2 separate regions of the Mus musculus genome follow, and region 1 is linked to region 2. Evidence: chromatin loops called from intact Hi-C (ENCODE). Cell type or tissue: heart. All regions are shown on one strand.

Region 1 (8,000 bases), 87 kb before region 2:
TTTGTTCTGTAAGACATTCCCTGAGTGGAAGAGGCCCACCCACAGTAAGGAAGGGAATTTGCTTTACTTAAAGTCACCTTAAATACTAAATGCTTAAATCTCATCCAAAGAGAACCCAGAAGCGCAGACGCAGGACTAAGCTAAGCTGGATATTTATTTACCTTTAAGAGGATGGAAAGGAGCAAGTTAAGGCACCGGCTATGCATTCCTCACACCGCTGGGCGGAGAGTCCTCCCTTCAAACTGATGGGGAAGAGAGAGTCCTCCCTTCAAACTGATGGGGAAGAGAGAGTCCTCCCTTCAAACTGATGGGGAAGAGTCAAGACGCGGTGTTCACCGAGATCTCAGCAAGGAAGGTTGGGGGCTGGGTGGAAATTCTTGATGGAAAGTTGGGGACATCACTCAGGCAAACCTGGTGCAGCTTACAACCAGAGGCTTCCGTGCCAGCTGAGCCACGTGAAATTGTTAAACTTAGTTATGTCATTTTTAGTTTGTGCGTACGTCTGTGTGTCCGTTTGTCTGTGTGTGTGCTGGTGATCAGAGGCCACAAGAGGGCATCAAACTTGTGTGCTGGGAACCAAACTTGGGTCTTCTGCAAAAGCAGCAAGTGCTCTTAATTGCTGAGATCTCTCTCCACCCTCTTCCCCCTCAGCCTTTGTTTGGTAGTTGTTTTTAAGTCATTAAAACCCTTGCAGACACCAGGGCATCAAGCATTTTTGGCAAATGCTAGGCTGCACCCCAGTCCTGAGCATACAGTCTCTTAACAAAGCTATAAACTTTGTTTTCGGAGGATGCTGATGTCAGTTCTTGTCTGTGGAGACAGGGCTAGCCTTCCAAAGGTCAAAGCTGTTTGCACAAGACCCTCTTAGCACAAGTTGCCTCTGCCACCAATGTAGGAAACAGGAAGACACTGGTTCCTTTAAAGTTTCTGTCCACGTACAGCTAGAATTAGTTTTGGTTATTTGTAAGAAGAGCAGTAAAGATTCAATACGATTTTAATGGCCAAACAACAAAACCATTAAAGCAGTCAACCTATGGGCCACGAAGGTGCTCAGCGGCGCTGGTCTGCCTTGACCCCTGGGCTGGCCTCTGAGAGGGACACAACGTTCTCAGCTTTCCCGGTGTGAAGTGAAGGCAGAGAGTCCAAATCGAGGCCCAAAGGAGTCTTCTCCGGTTCATTTGACAATCGTCATTCATTTTTTCCAAATAAGTATTAAATTAAAGATCCTCCAGAAAGAAAAGGGGGTGGGAGGGAGGGAGGGAGAAAGAAAAGAGCAAGGAAGCATGGGAGGAAGGAGAAGGAAGAAAGAAGAAGGAAAAACAAAAAGGGGGTAGGATTTCAACATTATAGTCCAGATCTGACTCAATTTTTAGATCTGAGATACAACGCTCAGTACCTGCTAGTCAATTATTGCTCCCAGACAACGAGCCCCGTGCCGAGCCTTGTGCGGAGGAGGAGGAGGAGGAGGTCGGTCCTGACTCTACCCCTGCACAGATGTTGTATTTACTTTGCTAATGGAGGAGACGCTTGTCTCTTGCTCTGCTCATTTAACAGTAAAGATAATAAAGAAGTCGGGCTTTACGGCTTTCTGAGAGCAATTGCTGCTTAGTGCCTGCAGCTTAGCATCTGCTTCTTAGGAACATTAAAAACTGCTTTCTTGAGTGTAAGCATCATCAAAAAAAAAATAAATGAATTTTTTTTGCAAAGTCATTTGCTTTATAAACTCACAAATCTTTGGGGCCGTGGGCTTTCGTGGCAGCTGCAGAGCCAGCACGCCAACCCTATTCCACGTTACCTTTAGTCGCTCACATGGCTTTATCCCTCTTACAGACAGGTACCTGCGGGTAATATGTGCTCTGTGAGGTAGCTTGTTTAGAGCCCGTGTCACCTCTCTTCCCCCTGGGCTGGAATCCTCTCTCTGGGCTACCCTGCTTTGTAACTGTGAAGTGTGTGTAGACTTTACATGCCAACATCCCTGTACACTCTGACCCCAAGCCTAACCAACATTAGAGATGGGGACAGCTTTTGATTGTGTCAGGAATCTTGCACCAAAGACTTTCCCTTAGAGCCAACGAGGCACACAGCCTTTTCTAGCAAAATGACTCCAAAATTACTTATTAATTATATACATACTTGTTACTTTATCATCCATTGATATGATTTCTCTCATACAAATACTTTTTTTTAAGTCTCATCTGTCAACTAACACAGACAGTAGTCATTAATAGTGTGACTAATCAAACATACAAATAAAATACATCCACACGTGCCTGCTGGCATTTCAGTTACTTAAACACAGAGGGAAAAAAAGAAAGATGTAAATCACCACAGTCACAATGTGAACGATGAACTTCACTGTGTCTCAGCACAGCACAGAGGGAAAGGCCAGGATCGTCATGCACTGCAGTGGCAGGCTGTTGTCATCTCCCTCTGGGGACAATTCATGGGGCACTGCTGGGTACCACAAGTCACTGCTGTCAACACCAATGCTTGGCTGCAAAGGGTGACAAGGATCCATGCATGTGGATAATATATATAATATTCACTAGTCACTTTTAACCCACAGTTTGAGCCTGTAGACTCTTTCTTTAACCCTTTGCTGGGAAAAAACTTAGGGCATTAGCCTACCGACAAAAGAAAGACCCAACAAGCTGGCTCGGACACCCTGATTGTCTGGGGAGCCCAGGTTACCCCACAGCCAGCAGTGTCTAGATTGTGCTCTGGAGTGTGGGAGATTGGAATTCTTAGCTAGACTGGTGTCAAGCTCCTGGGGTTTAGAGTCCACTTCCTGGGTTCTTTTCTGACTGTGCAGTTGGTACTGATCCAGCGAGCGTGGGGGCAGGGTCAATGGGGCAGCCCCTGCATGCAACAGAATAGAGATGAGTGCAGAGGACACTGAGGCAGGGGCGGACCGCATCTGTGTCTCCTGCTCATCTCTGAGTCCTAGGAAGACTGACTGAGCTCAACTCCCAGTATATGATCTGAGAATTTTGATTTAAATGTGGACTTGGGTCATGGTGGATGTCATATGACTTACTGGAATAATTTTCTATGCTGCTGCTTTGTAACTGTGCAGAATTTATATGCCAACATCCCTTTGCACTCTGACCCCAACTCTAACCCTAATGGCTTTTGATTGCTTAGTTTTTGCTTGCAGATCTGGCTATTGACCACAAGAGGGCAGTAGCAACCTACAAATCTTTACGGCACGCTCAAAGGCGCGGATTCTGTGTTTGCTTGTCTCAGGCGGAAATATGCATATTTTTGGAAGTCTTTCTTTTCTCCACAGGGGCCCTGGGAAGACCTTGAGAAGTTATTTCACCCCAGGTGATGCCTTCAGCCAGAACCACATTAAATCAGCACAGATGGCTCTCTCTGGGCTCAAGAGCAAACGGCAGTTTATTTGTAAAAGCTGAAGTTAATAATGATAATGATGTACAATAGATATGATAAAGGAAAACCCTGATAGATTTATTTTAACAGGAGAGACGCTCTCCTTGTCTCCACGATCAGTGTTATCTGTCCAGGAAGCTTAAATGGAGACAAATTAGGAATTCAGCAACAGGAGCAAGCTTTGGGGAGATCACACGGAAGGTCAGGTACACGGGAGAAGCCACATGGCTGCCAGGCTTAGAGAGCAATTAGTTGGGGTTCTGTCTTAAAAAATACAGGAGAAAAAAAGGCAGATAGCACCATGGAAATGAAGTATCTTTCTCTTGCTTTCCCTTATCCCAGCCGTGTTTCCCTTGGTGGGACATGTGCCCTCCTACTATGGAAAACTCAGTGTGTGCCAAGCCTTTCCCCCTAAGAGTGTCCTGAACCCCACTGCAGCTCAGGATGGGTCCAAAGCATTGATTGATCAAGGCAATAATCAATTGATCAGGGCAACAATCAATTGGTCTCCCTGATTGTTCATTACCACAAAGCCCAACCTTCTCATAAAATACCAAGTACACATAAAAGAATATAAACTGCACGTGCACATGTGTGTGTGTGTGTGTGTGTGTGTGTGTGTGTGTGTGTGTGTGTGTGAGGAAACCAGTAAAATAGCTTGTCCAGACTACACACTGTTGCCGCCGTACTGCCACAGGGCCAAAGTCGACTTCAGATTCGTGTCTGCAGGTGGACCGTGTAAAGCCCACTGGACACATTCACACCAGCCTCCCTGTCTGTGACACCCACCACGCTCTGAGTCCCGGTTCCTCCGCTGAACATAGTTGGAGCCCTGGGAGTGTGGGGAGCAGGGGAGCAGCTTCAGGCCGTCAGGATGGAGACACAGCAGGATACGCTGTCTGTCACAAACCCCTATCAGCTTATGTGTGCAGAGTGTAGTGTAACTGGTTGCTGTGTTGTTATGGTTGCTAGGGATTGTTACTCACTGTTAAGGGCCTGGAAGGAAAGCTTCCTTCTTAATCATAAGGCATTATAGAGTGGAGAAGGCCCTGTGTTTCCACACTCCCAAGGCTGTCAGCAAGAAAGGCTGCAGTCTGGGATCCTACGGTCTGGGAAGGCAGAGCTGATTGCCTTCTCTCTCTCTCTCTCTCTCTCTCTCTCTCTCTCTCTCTCAGTCTCTCTCTCAGTGTTTTTCTGACACTAATTTCTGCCCTGGCCACCCCGGAAGGCTGTTCCACCCTATGTCATGTTCCAGATTATATCAATTATGTATGTGAGTGTATGTGGGGGCGCATGCATGCCAGTGAGTGTGCTCTCCCGTAGGTGCTTGTGGAGGCCAGAGGCCAGTCTCAGACATCACTCCTGAGGATCGTCCACCTTTCTTTCTCTCTCTCTCTTTCTCTCTCTCTCTCTCTCTCTCTCTCTCTCTCTCTCTCTCTTTCTTTCTTTCTTTCTTTCTTTCTTTCAGCAGGGTCTCATCTGGAGCTCAGCAATTAGGCCAGGCAGGCCAGCCAGTGATTTCTGCTGTTCCTGCCTTTCTGGTACCAGCTTTACAAGTGTATCCCATCATACCTGTTTATTTACATTTATTTTGTGGTATAGGTGTATGTGTGCGTGCGTGCGTGTGTGCGTGCGTGCGTGCGTGCGTGCGTGTGTGTGTGCGTGTGCATGCATACCTGTGCATGTGCCTGTGCGTGTGTGTGTGTGTGTGTGTGTGTGTATGTTCATGTGAGTGTGAAGGCTAGGTTTTCCTTGAGTGTCTTCTTCAATTACTTTCCACTTTCATTTTTGAGACAGGGTCTCTCATGGAACATAGTTCTGCTAGGCTGGCTGGCCATGTACTCTGGGGATACACCTCTACCCTCCAGCCTCCCCTGCCCCCGTCACCTTATAACCAGGTGCCCCATTCCCAGGTGCAGCATTGCACCAGCTGCACCAGGACGCCTGGCCTATCACGTGGTGCTGGGATCTGAACTTGGCTTCTCTCTTGGTGAGACGGGTGCTCTCCCGACAGAGCCATCTCTCTCTATCCCAACCCTTCTACTTTTAGAATCTAACCCAAATCATCTGCTTGGGTATAAGAACTGCAGACTCTGGGGTACAGCTCAGCCATGGGGACCCCACTTCCATTCTCAGCACTGGCAAAATGTAGAGCATACCAAAGCAACCCTTCTGATACCACGGAGCCTGAGGACCAGCACAAGGCTTCCAGAGGTGGAGTCTCGATGCCACTGGCACAGGAGCGACTTCTTTGCGTGAAGACAGAGAGAGTCTTGGTGCCCATCATGACTGGCTAAACTGGGCAGTACAAGCCTAGCATCCACCTCTAAGGTCCTGGTCCTGGGGCTTCTGAGCTCCCAGGCTGGTGGCCTCTCCTCTTTTGGAACAGCATCTGTTTTTGTGGAATGAAAACAGTCCCAGAATAGCAGCCTGCTTCTCTCTCCTGTTCAAAACGACCCAGGGATGTCATTAGCTACTCATGGCGGTTGATGAGTTTGGGGGTGTCTGCTCCTCCTCACGGATCAAGGCTATGGAAGTACTCAATATCTGTTTACTCTCCAGGCAGTGGGGGAAAATTACGGGAAGGGCGATCATTTCTGTTTTGAAGAGACTTCCAAGAAGACCTCTTTGTATGTTGTTTGCTTCGCCGTCGTCTCTTACTCTTGTAGACTCCATGGTCACCAGGGAGACTTCTAAGTGTAATTATTAAAGAGAACAGACATACACTAGGCAAAATGTTAGGGGTTTTAAAAAAGTGTGCCTGTGTTTTTGTGTGTGTGAACGTTGGATGACAAAACCTATTTATTCTTTTTCTTCTAAGTTTTTAAACATTTAAATTATATACGTGTGTATCTCTGGGGATGGGGTATGCACACACGAGTGCAGGTGTCTGCTGCTGCCAGAGATGTCGTCTGGGTCTGGAGCCACAGGCAGCTGCCACAGGGAAATCCCTGAGCCATCCGTCTCTCCAGTCCTCCATTTTCAATTCATCTTCCTGTCCTCTTTCTCCCCTTCCTTCCCCTCCTTTTGTTTTATAAAACAGGGTCTCCCTCAATATGTAGCCTGGGCTAGCCTCAAACTCAAAATCCTCCTGCCTTAGCTTCTCAAGAGCTTGAATTGCAAGTACCTGTTGCTATGCCCTGCTCTACATAGTTCTTAGGTAGTTCAGTTTTCTCAGTGCCCTTCATATTTTTCAGCCCGTCTACTCAGATAGGAGTCTAAAGCACACAGTGTTGTGTAAGAGGCCGGCAGCGGATGAAGCCATTAACACCACCTTCTGGATTTGCATTTTGATAAGATTGAAAACTAAGTGTGGTTGTTATGCTCCACTAATGGAATTTCAAGACAGCATGGGGGGGGGGGGTGTGGAGTCCCAGTGCTCGCCAGTGCACACTAAGGGTTGTGAGCCTGCAGCTGTGCCAATGCGGAAACCTGTCCTACCAGAACAGCTGCGGTCAAAATGAGCAGAGTCCCACCAATTCTGCCCGCGTCAATGAATTTCTTAATGGCTTGCTCTACTTAGAGTCTCATCACACTGCCAACATGCAGATGCAGACACAGAGAACTTTGTTTCAGCTCCTAGTTGGAGAGGGTCATAGCTTGTGGTGAGTTCTTGCCAGCTGTAGTCAGCACACTGGTAGATCAGAGAACACAAAACCGGGCCCAGGCTAGACCCTTCAAAGGCTCCCCCTCAGTGACCTACGCTGACCAGACAGGCCCCACCCCTTAAAGGCTCCACAGGCCCCACCCCCACACTCCAGCTGGGGAACATGAAAACCATTTGGTGGGGACAGCTCATACTCAGTCACCACAGGGAAGCAGTCCCATTTGCAGCGTGGTACTCACACTCTGACCTCACAGGAAGACGTGGTGGGCATGGGTGCTCTGGCCACTCTCAGGGTTCCTGAGTCAGCGAGCCCCGAGTTCAGCCTGGAGACTGCTTTTCCAACTAGTTCCCACGTCATGTCGTCATCATCTCGGTCTGAGAGCCCTTAGCTCATGGGGGCTCCTTTGTTTTGCTTGCTCTCCAGAACACTGTGGACGAACTCCTATGATTCATCTCTCACGTTTAATGAACGGGTTTTGCTTTTTGAAGAAGGGGAAGACTTTAGTCATGTTTTATCATCAAAATCTATGGTCTTGGTTGTTTAGCTCCTGTCCTTTTTTTCTGTCTGAAAATGCTTCGAGATGTTTATGATAATAACGAGAGGAGGCTGGAGGTCAACTCTGAGTATCAGTCTTCCGGGATCATCTGCTTTGGATTGGAAACAGGCTCTCTCACTTGGCCTGGGAATGGCCATTTAGATTAGGCCGGCTGGCCAGTGAATGCTGGAGACCTGCTGGTCTCTGTTTATGAGTGACTGCCAGACGCACCAGTCTCTTTATGTGGATTCTGGGAGAGAACTCAGGTTTTTCTGCTTACATGGCAGGCGCTCAGCTCCAACTTTACCATGACTGTTGAAATGTAGAAAAACTCAAGAGTTGGGAATGTAGCATGAAAAATGCTTCAGGTTCTGGCTCCAACACTGAAAGAGAGAGAGAGAGATGGGGGTGGGGGGGGGGAGAGAAGGACACACAGAGACAGAGACACAGAGAGAGACAGAGAA
Region 2 (8,000 bases):
TAACATTCCATATGGATAGAGGTGAGGATCACGAAGCCCCAGCCCTTCTCTGGGAAGCAAGTGCCAGTAATGAGTTGCTGGGGAGAGAGAGTAATATTCTTCAGTGGTGGGAGTAACTGGTAAATTGTCTGTGCTCTGGTAAAACAAACAGCAAACAAACAAACAAAACAACAAAACCCTGTTCATATTCGTGCATGTGACACTAAATAAACTCAGTGAGTCATTATAAAATAAAAGTAAAACATGAAAAAGTAAAATACAAGACATGGTTAAGAGAGGGCACTTAGTGGGAAGAATAAAGAATTCAGCGAGAGTGGGACATGGGTGTAAGAGGGAACAGGAGAGTGAAAACGACCAAACTATGTTATATCCATGTACAAAATTATCAAAGAATCCAGGGGCTGGAGGCATGGCTCAGTGGTTAAGACCACTGCCTGCTCTTCTGGAGGACCCGGGTTCAATTCCCAGCATCCATGAGGCAGCTCATCACTGTCTATACCTCCTGTTCTAGGGGATCTAATACCATCACAAAGACGCACAAGCAGGTAAAATTGGTAAACACCAAATGCTCATAAAATAAAAACAAATAGGGCTGGAGAGACGGCTCAGTGGTTAAGAGCACTGACTGCTCTTCCAGAGGACCTGAGTTCAATTCCCAGCAACCACATGGTGGCTCACAACCATCTATAAACCATCTATAATGGGATCTGATGCCCTCTTCTGGTGTGTCTGAAGACAGCTACAGTGTATTCATATGCATAAAATAAGTCATTCTTTAAATTTTTTTTTAAATTCAAAAAGTTATTGGGGTGGCCCCAAGAACAATGCCCTGGGTGCTGGGTAGAGAGTGTTGCCAGGGTAGAGAATGCAGGATAAGCGGTCTCAGCTCTGGTGAGAGGACAGAGTTGAACGGGCTCAGCTTGGGAGGAGGTGAATCTTCAGAAAGCATCCCTGCCCGCAAAGGGTAGGAAATAGGCATTGGAAGAAGATGATCTCAGCCAACACCACAGATGCTCACAAGTGCACTAGACCCCCCATTGCTAGAACAGCTAGGATCTTACCAGCTCATATTGAAGGTCTCCCAACTAACTTGCCCCTCCCCTGAGCTATCTGTATCTCCTGGGTGACGGCCACTACAGTCGTCGGTGATGAGGGTGACAGTTGAGCTGGGGCCCTCTGGCTTGGACATCTCCTGGGATTTTGTAGAAGTTCCCTGCCCGTTATGTGCTTGAGCAACTCTGGCGCATACTTATCCACAGTGAACATTTCTTTCAGGTAATAGGAAGACACTGTAATTTCACATAATAGTCATATCTTCAAGTAATAAATTAAAAGTTGAAGATAGCATCATTCTGATTATGCTGAGTGATTCCAAAGTAGCCTTCAAAACAAAAGGTTTTGAAAAATGCAAAAGGTTTTGACATATGCAAAAATGTCTCACTCCTTTCTCCTAGTGAGACATAAACTTTATTAAGGTAAAATAAATGATTTTATTTCTATTTTATTCATTTAATTTAATTCTGAGACAGGGCATTCATTCCTGTGTAGTTCAGTCTGTCCTGCAGCTTGCTAGCCTGCCTCAGCCTTCTAAGACAGATGGGGTTATAGGTGTGTGATTTTCTTGACTATAAGTGAAATAACATTAAAAGTCCATTCTAGTTTCTTGGAGGACCAGAAAGGAGAGTAGAGATTTGAATCATAAAGAGGAATCTCTAGGTCAGAGGAAGGTGACATTTAGCATAGAACAGCTGTACGTATCTGAGTCTTGTGGATAGCAAAAGTAATAGATTAAAAGCGTGTAATGAAGATAGCAGCATTCTGATAATGCTGAGTGACTCCAAAGTAGCCCTCAAAACAAAAGATCAGCTCATTCCTTGTGGGCATTAAGTACCCACAGCACCACCATTAACCTTTGCTCCTTGCTTTTGAATAGTTGTTGCTGTCAATACTTACACAAGCTGGGGAGCTACCATCTGCCGCTATTACTGTTTAAATTGCAGTTCCCAGCAGAAATTACATACAGCACTCAGGTACAGTTTGAGATTTGTGCTTTCGGGCTGAGCCATGTCAGTAAACTTTAGCTCCAGAGTCAGACTTCCTGTCCTCCCAAGCATTTTTTTTTTTCTTCTGACTTCCTCACCCTCACCCTGATAGGGACAGGCAAAAGGCACACAGACCTAGGCTGCCAGGGTCTGGCCCACACTTTAAAACTTTTGTACTAATTGAAACTCTGTTGAGCTTGGCAGAACTCCTTGTTTCAATCGTAGGCAAAGATTTGGAGCCTTTTCTTTTCTCTCTCTCTCCTGATTTCGGCTTCTGGAAGGAAGAGCCAGTTTGTAAGGCACAATGCCGTCTGAGGTGTAAAGAGGCAAGCTTGTAGCCAGCTATCTCTAAACAAGCTTTGAAATGCATTCTAGCATCCGGAGCCAGATCTTTGGCAAGGCAACTGTTAATGTTCTGTGGTTTTTTCCTCCCTGGGATCAATGTGACGTCACCAGTGTAATTTGAGTCCCGAGCTTTGTTCACCCTTTAAATAGCCGTCCTGGGACGATTTTTACAACAGACTCCCCTGGAAGTGCCCAAGCTGAGCCGTGGAAGACCCACATCGATGAAAGCCAAGCCAAGCCATCAAGCCACCAGCATGTCCTCGTCTCTTCGAGTAAGCCCGTCCATCCACGGCTACCACTTCGACACAGCCGCTCGCAAGAAAGCTGTGGGCAACATCTTTGAGAACATAGACCAGGAGTCCCTGCAGAGGCTCTTCAGGAACTCCGGAGACAAGAAGGCAGAGGAGCGGGCCAAGATCATTTTTGCCATCGACCAAGATTTGGAGGAGAAAACTCGAGCCCTCATGGCCCTGAAGAAGAGGACAAAAGACAAGCTTCTTCAGTTTCTCAAACTGCGGAAATATTCCATCAAGGTACACTGAGCACAGCAGGCTGGGCAAGAGCGTATCCACCAATGGACCTTTAAAGACCCAGTGAGCCTGCCAGCTCTGGCACGGGCAGTGTCCCGCGAAAAGGCTTGAGAGCTTCCTCCGACAGGACCCCGAGGATGGAAAGGGACATACATAACTCACCAGCTACACAGACTTGCAACTCATTGCAGCCCTGAGCTGTCCCACTGGGAGCCAAGTGCCTTCAGCAGGCGTTGAGAACTCTCACAGCAGGAAAGGACATAGCCTGAGAGGATGGAGGCACTGACCAGAACACTGCGTTTGTGGGGACTGAGTGCACGCACCCAGGGCCGTTGGCAAGGCCCTAAGACTAAACTCAAACCTAACTTGGTTTTTGTTCTTGTTGTTCGGTTTATTATTTTGTTTTCTTTTTTCTTTTCTTCCTTTTTTCTTTTTTTAAATATTGAAGTGGGGAGGGAGGGAAGAGAAGGAATATGAAGCATAAGTGGTTTACTGAAGTTTTGTGTGTTTTTTTTTTTAAATCTGAATGTTTAAAAATGTGGCTAAATCTCCGTGCTGTTTATTGGTCAAGATTTTTAGAGATCAGTAATTGTCTGCTTGCATTGAATACAATGGCTAAGACAGTGCACCCCCTGCTGTTAAAGTCAAAGAACTGGATGCCTGGCCCAGCCCAGTAAAACCCCACAGCATGGGCTATGTTTCTACAGGATTTGTACACACTTCAAAATGGTTTGCACAAAGCTGAAATAATGGGGCCCTTCATAAATCCGAAGGACTGTGAACAACTTTCGAATGTGCTTTTTAAAACTCTCTGACTAATGCTAAAATCTAATCTAATTAAATGTCCTCCAGACACTGTAGTAAGCATTAGGAAATGAATATGGGGGATTTTAGAAGGATGCTGTGGGTTTTTTAAAATTATTTATTATGCATTGTAAGTGATACATAGCCCTAATAAATTATTATCAACTTAGCTTCTCTTTGCTCTGTGGTGATCCGTCCCCAAGGGAAAAATATAGGATGGTAAATTTTGATCATTGTAAACTTTTCTAGGGGTTGACTCTAAATCTTCCAGAGTAGCTTTATGCTGATTGCCAAACTTTTCCAAAACAAGTTACAGCGCCAAGTGTCTACAGAGCCTTCTCCCCGCCCCCATTTTAAACTTCATGGCATAGAGTTTCCCACAGAGTAATTTGGCAATATTGCTTTTATATATCCATAATCTATCTTCATTTTTCGTGAAATTTCTCCTCTGTCACTACAGCAGATACATACCCATTTATTTCTTCCTAAACGGTATGTTTTGAAGTTCGAGTGAATTATGATGAAGTTTCTGTGGGTCATTATAACATTAATATCTCTCTCCTTATTCCAGTATAATTTATAATAAAGCATTTCTAAAAAGGCATAAGCCAATGCCCACTGTGCTTTCTTAATAGAAAGGCAAAAAAAAGTTTCCAGAAATTCAGCAAAGCTACCAAGTTTTCTCTTTTAAGTTTTTCTTTTTTGTTGTTGTTGTTTGTTTGTTTTTTTGGTTTGGATTTTTGTTTTGTTTTTTATTTTATTTTTGTTTGTTTGTTTGTTTGTTTGTTTTGACAGGGTTTCTCTGTGTAGCCCTGGCTGTCCTGGAACTCACTTTGTAGACCAGGCTGGCCTCAAACTCAGAAATCCACCTGCCTCTGCCTCCCAAGTGCTGGGATTAAAGGCGTGTGCCACCACCGCCTGGCTCCAAGTTTTCTCTTTTAAATGCTGAATATGCTATATCAAAACAAATGAGCTATATGGAACCTTTCAGGAGGGTTAAGCCAGATTTTTATTTTATTTTTCAAATTAATTAAGTTATATACTTCACATCCCAATAAGCCAGAATTTTAAATACAAAAATTATAAAAAGAAAAGAACATAGTTAAACATCTGTATTCTGTCAATAATTATTGAGTTGTTGAAGGTCATTACACATTGATCCATGGGACCCTTATCTAGGCTTATAGGTCAGCATTAGATCACTGACCATATATACAAGATCCTGAGTTTCAGTCCCTGGAAATAAAAAAAGGGGGGGAGGGAGAATTATTCTACAAGTGTGTGTGTGTTTGCGTGTGTGTGCGTGTGTGTGTGATGTGTATGCAAGTATGTGTGCATCCGTGTGTGAGTGTGTGTGAATGTTGTGATGTGCTTGTGAGTGTGTGTGATGTGTATATGAATGTGTGCATATGTGTGTGAGTGTATGTCATGTGTGTGAGTGTTGTGATATGTATGTGTGTAAATGTTGTGATGTGTTTGTGAATGTGTGTGTGTGATGTGTGTGTGCATATGTGTGTAAATGTATGTGATAAGTATGTATGTATGTATGTATGTGTTGTGATGTGTTTGGGACTGTGTGTACATGTAATGTATATGTGAGTGTGTGCATATGTATGTGTGTGTGGTGTGTGTTTGTGTGTATATGTGAGTGTTGTGATATGTGTATGTGTGTGTTTGTGTGAAAAATGCCTATGAGCATTATCTAGGAGGATTATTCATACTCTTCATCAGATTTTCAGATGGTACCAAAAGAGGTTAAGAACCACAGAGGCAGCCTTCAGCGGGGATAGTCACTTGGCCAGAATATGCTCATGAAAGTAGGGACTGTGGAGAAGTCCTCTGTTCAGTCTCCTGGCTTTCAGTCTGATGCACACTGAGCTGTGTGTGTGTGTGTGTGTGTGTGTGTGTGTGTGTGTGTGTGTGCTCAGAATAAGTGACCTAGTCCTTATGGGAACCATTATGAAAATCTTTAAGTTGCACTGCATTCAAAGACAGAGCTGGGTCTGGCTGCCTCTGCCTGAAACCCTACCACTCAGGAGAAATAGGCAGAGGATTGTGAACTCAAGGCCAGCAACTGTCGCTCGGTACGATCATGTCTAAACGATCAATTAGTCCATCTCTTCCTTTATGCATCCCAATGAAGGAAGCACAGCTCAGATGCTGAACTTAGGTTTAATTCCCCGCATGCTCTCAGAACTCTCTATTCTGATGCTGTTATTATCTGTAGAGTGTAGTGTCATCTGTCTTCACCAATGCGTGAAGGAGAAAAAACGAAAATTCCACCAGTAGCTTGTTACAAGCTGTCTCCCCTCTTTTGGGAAGAACGGAGCAGAATCAGTGTGATTGTACAAGATGATTTTTTAACTGCATAATAAACACTAGTAGTGTCGGATAAAAATAGGCATTATCAGGAAAGCAGAGCCGAGGGGTCAGAGAGATGGCTCAGCAGTTAAGAGCAAGTGCTGTTTTTAACAGAGGACTGACTTTGGTTCCAAGAATACATACTTGTATGACTCGAAACTACCTATAATTCTAGGGATCTGATACCTCTCTTGCCTCAGCAGGCATCTGGATCCACTTGTACAACCCACACACAGACACACAGACACACAGACACACAGACACACAGACACACAGACACACACACACACACACACACACACACACACATATATATATATACACAAAATCGAAAACAAAATTTAAACGACATAAAGGAGGACAGTTTCAGTTCTGAGTTCTTTTTCTGACACAAGGAGGGCCATATGAACTGTAAGAACTTAGTGTAATAAGAGATCATAAAAGCATGAAGGGTTTAGTAGCTCATTAATCCGATCACCTCACTGGGATCACCATCATTGCTAACTTTTGCTGACGTATCATACCGAGGGCCAGCTAATTCTCTAAACGTATTTTGATGGAATAGATAAGAGAATGTGTGTCTGTACTGATGTATCCCCATGCACATAGGGCTATAAACTTCAACAACTGGGGATCTTGCTGATGACATACAACTTAGGAAGAATGGCCTTCGTGCCTTTGGATAGCAGCTTTGATTGTGTTACCATGAGAGACCAAGCTCTCCTCCTCCTCTGCAGTTCACTAATCAACTGAAAAGATAGTAGAGTATGGCTTCTGTCAGTCATTGTCTCACCTGTCCATCTGCTTACCACGTGGACATGTCCTAGTTAAGCATCTCGGTGGCACTGTGCATTTAAGGCAGTGCCACATTCACAGCTTGGAACCAAGGCCCCTCCTTATGTCTCCTCTGGGCACTTAGGGGCTGGGGGCTGGTTTTCTCTTGGGGCCTGACAGAAAGCACAGGCTTGCTGTTCCATTCATTCCACTTGCTACCTGCTCGCAGCAAGAGGATTCTGTAGCATACAGGATTTATTGAGAAAGGTCTGGGTTGTGGGTCTAGCTACACATTCTTCCATCGTCACGGGTGATTTGAATGTCATTGACATTTCTCTGAAAAGTCTGATCTGCTAACTTAAAAGAAAAGCCACTGCCAGGGGCCTCTTGGTCCTTGCAGAGCACACCAGGTGACTTTCTGCTTATACAGACATTCCCAGCATGGCCTAGGTATGAAATGACCAGTCCTGCATGGGGAGCTCATGGGGAGGGGTGCTGAATTTGTATCTTATTCACTCCCCCAGCAAAAATGTAGGAGGTACATAGATACACACACTGTATGAGAAAGTAGTCACATGTGCATCATCTATATTTGTGCAATTGATGTGTATGTATCTAGGTATATACATATAGGTATATCTGTGTATGCATATGTCCATGTGGATATATGAGAATATGTATTTGTGTATGTTTTCATGTGCAAATCTGTATTCCTGTGTATGTATATGTGTATCTGGGTAAGCACTCATGAGTGTGTGAATGTGTCTGTGTATACATGTGTCTATGTGAGGTTATGTGTTCATGTATGTTCTTGTGTAATATGAATATGTCTGAGTGAGTGGATGTACATGTGTGTGTGTGCATGAGTGTATGTTAGTGTGTCCAGCCTATAGCTATGTGAGCATGTGTATCTGTTTGAATCTGTGTATGTGCTGAGGATTAGCATGTAGTCCCAACCTGGGACATGCTTCAAGATTCCATGAAAGAGTAACAGACAAAAGGGAAACCCTTTTGGCTGGCCCACGGGCATATTGTTCACAGAGGCAGGAGTGAGTGACTCGTGTTTGAGTCTCCCATCGATTGTGACCTGGGGTGGGGTGGGGTGGGGCTAAACAATAAAGAGTGACAATTAGAAGATCGCTGA

Evidence for each region. A loop is a pair of places that touch in the nucleus more often than their neighbours do. Peaks named below come from ENCODE experiments on the same cell type or tissue, not always from the same donor. Only the 100,000 strongest peaks of a DNase experiment are listed, where the experiment ranks them.
Region 1: it touches region 2 in a loop (5-fold over the local background); 16 of 42 quality-filtered maps call a loop at or near these places.

What each region holds. Positions count from the first base shown.
Region 1 is chr8:24,520,472-24,528,471 of GRCm38, reverse strand. No RefSeq gene overlaps it. Among named protein-coding and RNA genes, the nearest start is that of 9130214F15Rik, 21 kb to the right of the region's middle. In heart, a CTCF peak has its summit at 3,163 (motif pointing right); DNase peaks (open chromatin) are centred at 2,792, 4,191, 6,771 and 7,111; H3K27ac peaks cover 2,096 bases.
Region 2 is chr8:24,433,505-24,441,504 of GRCm38, reverse strand. Tcim (transcriptional and immune response regulator) reads left to right here and starts at 2,559. Exons shown (of 1, transcript NM_026931.3): 1 at 2,559-4,333. The coding sequence starts at 2,609. The coding sequence ends at 2,929. In heart, a CTCF peak has its summit at 3,563 (motif pointing left); DNase peaks (open chromatin) are centred at 2,564, 3,044 and 3,564; H3K4me3 peaks cover 2,316 bases; H3K27ac peaks cover 2,371 bases.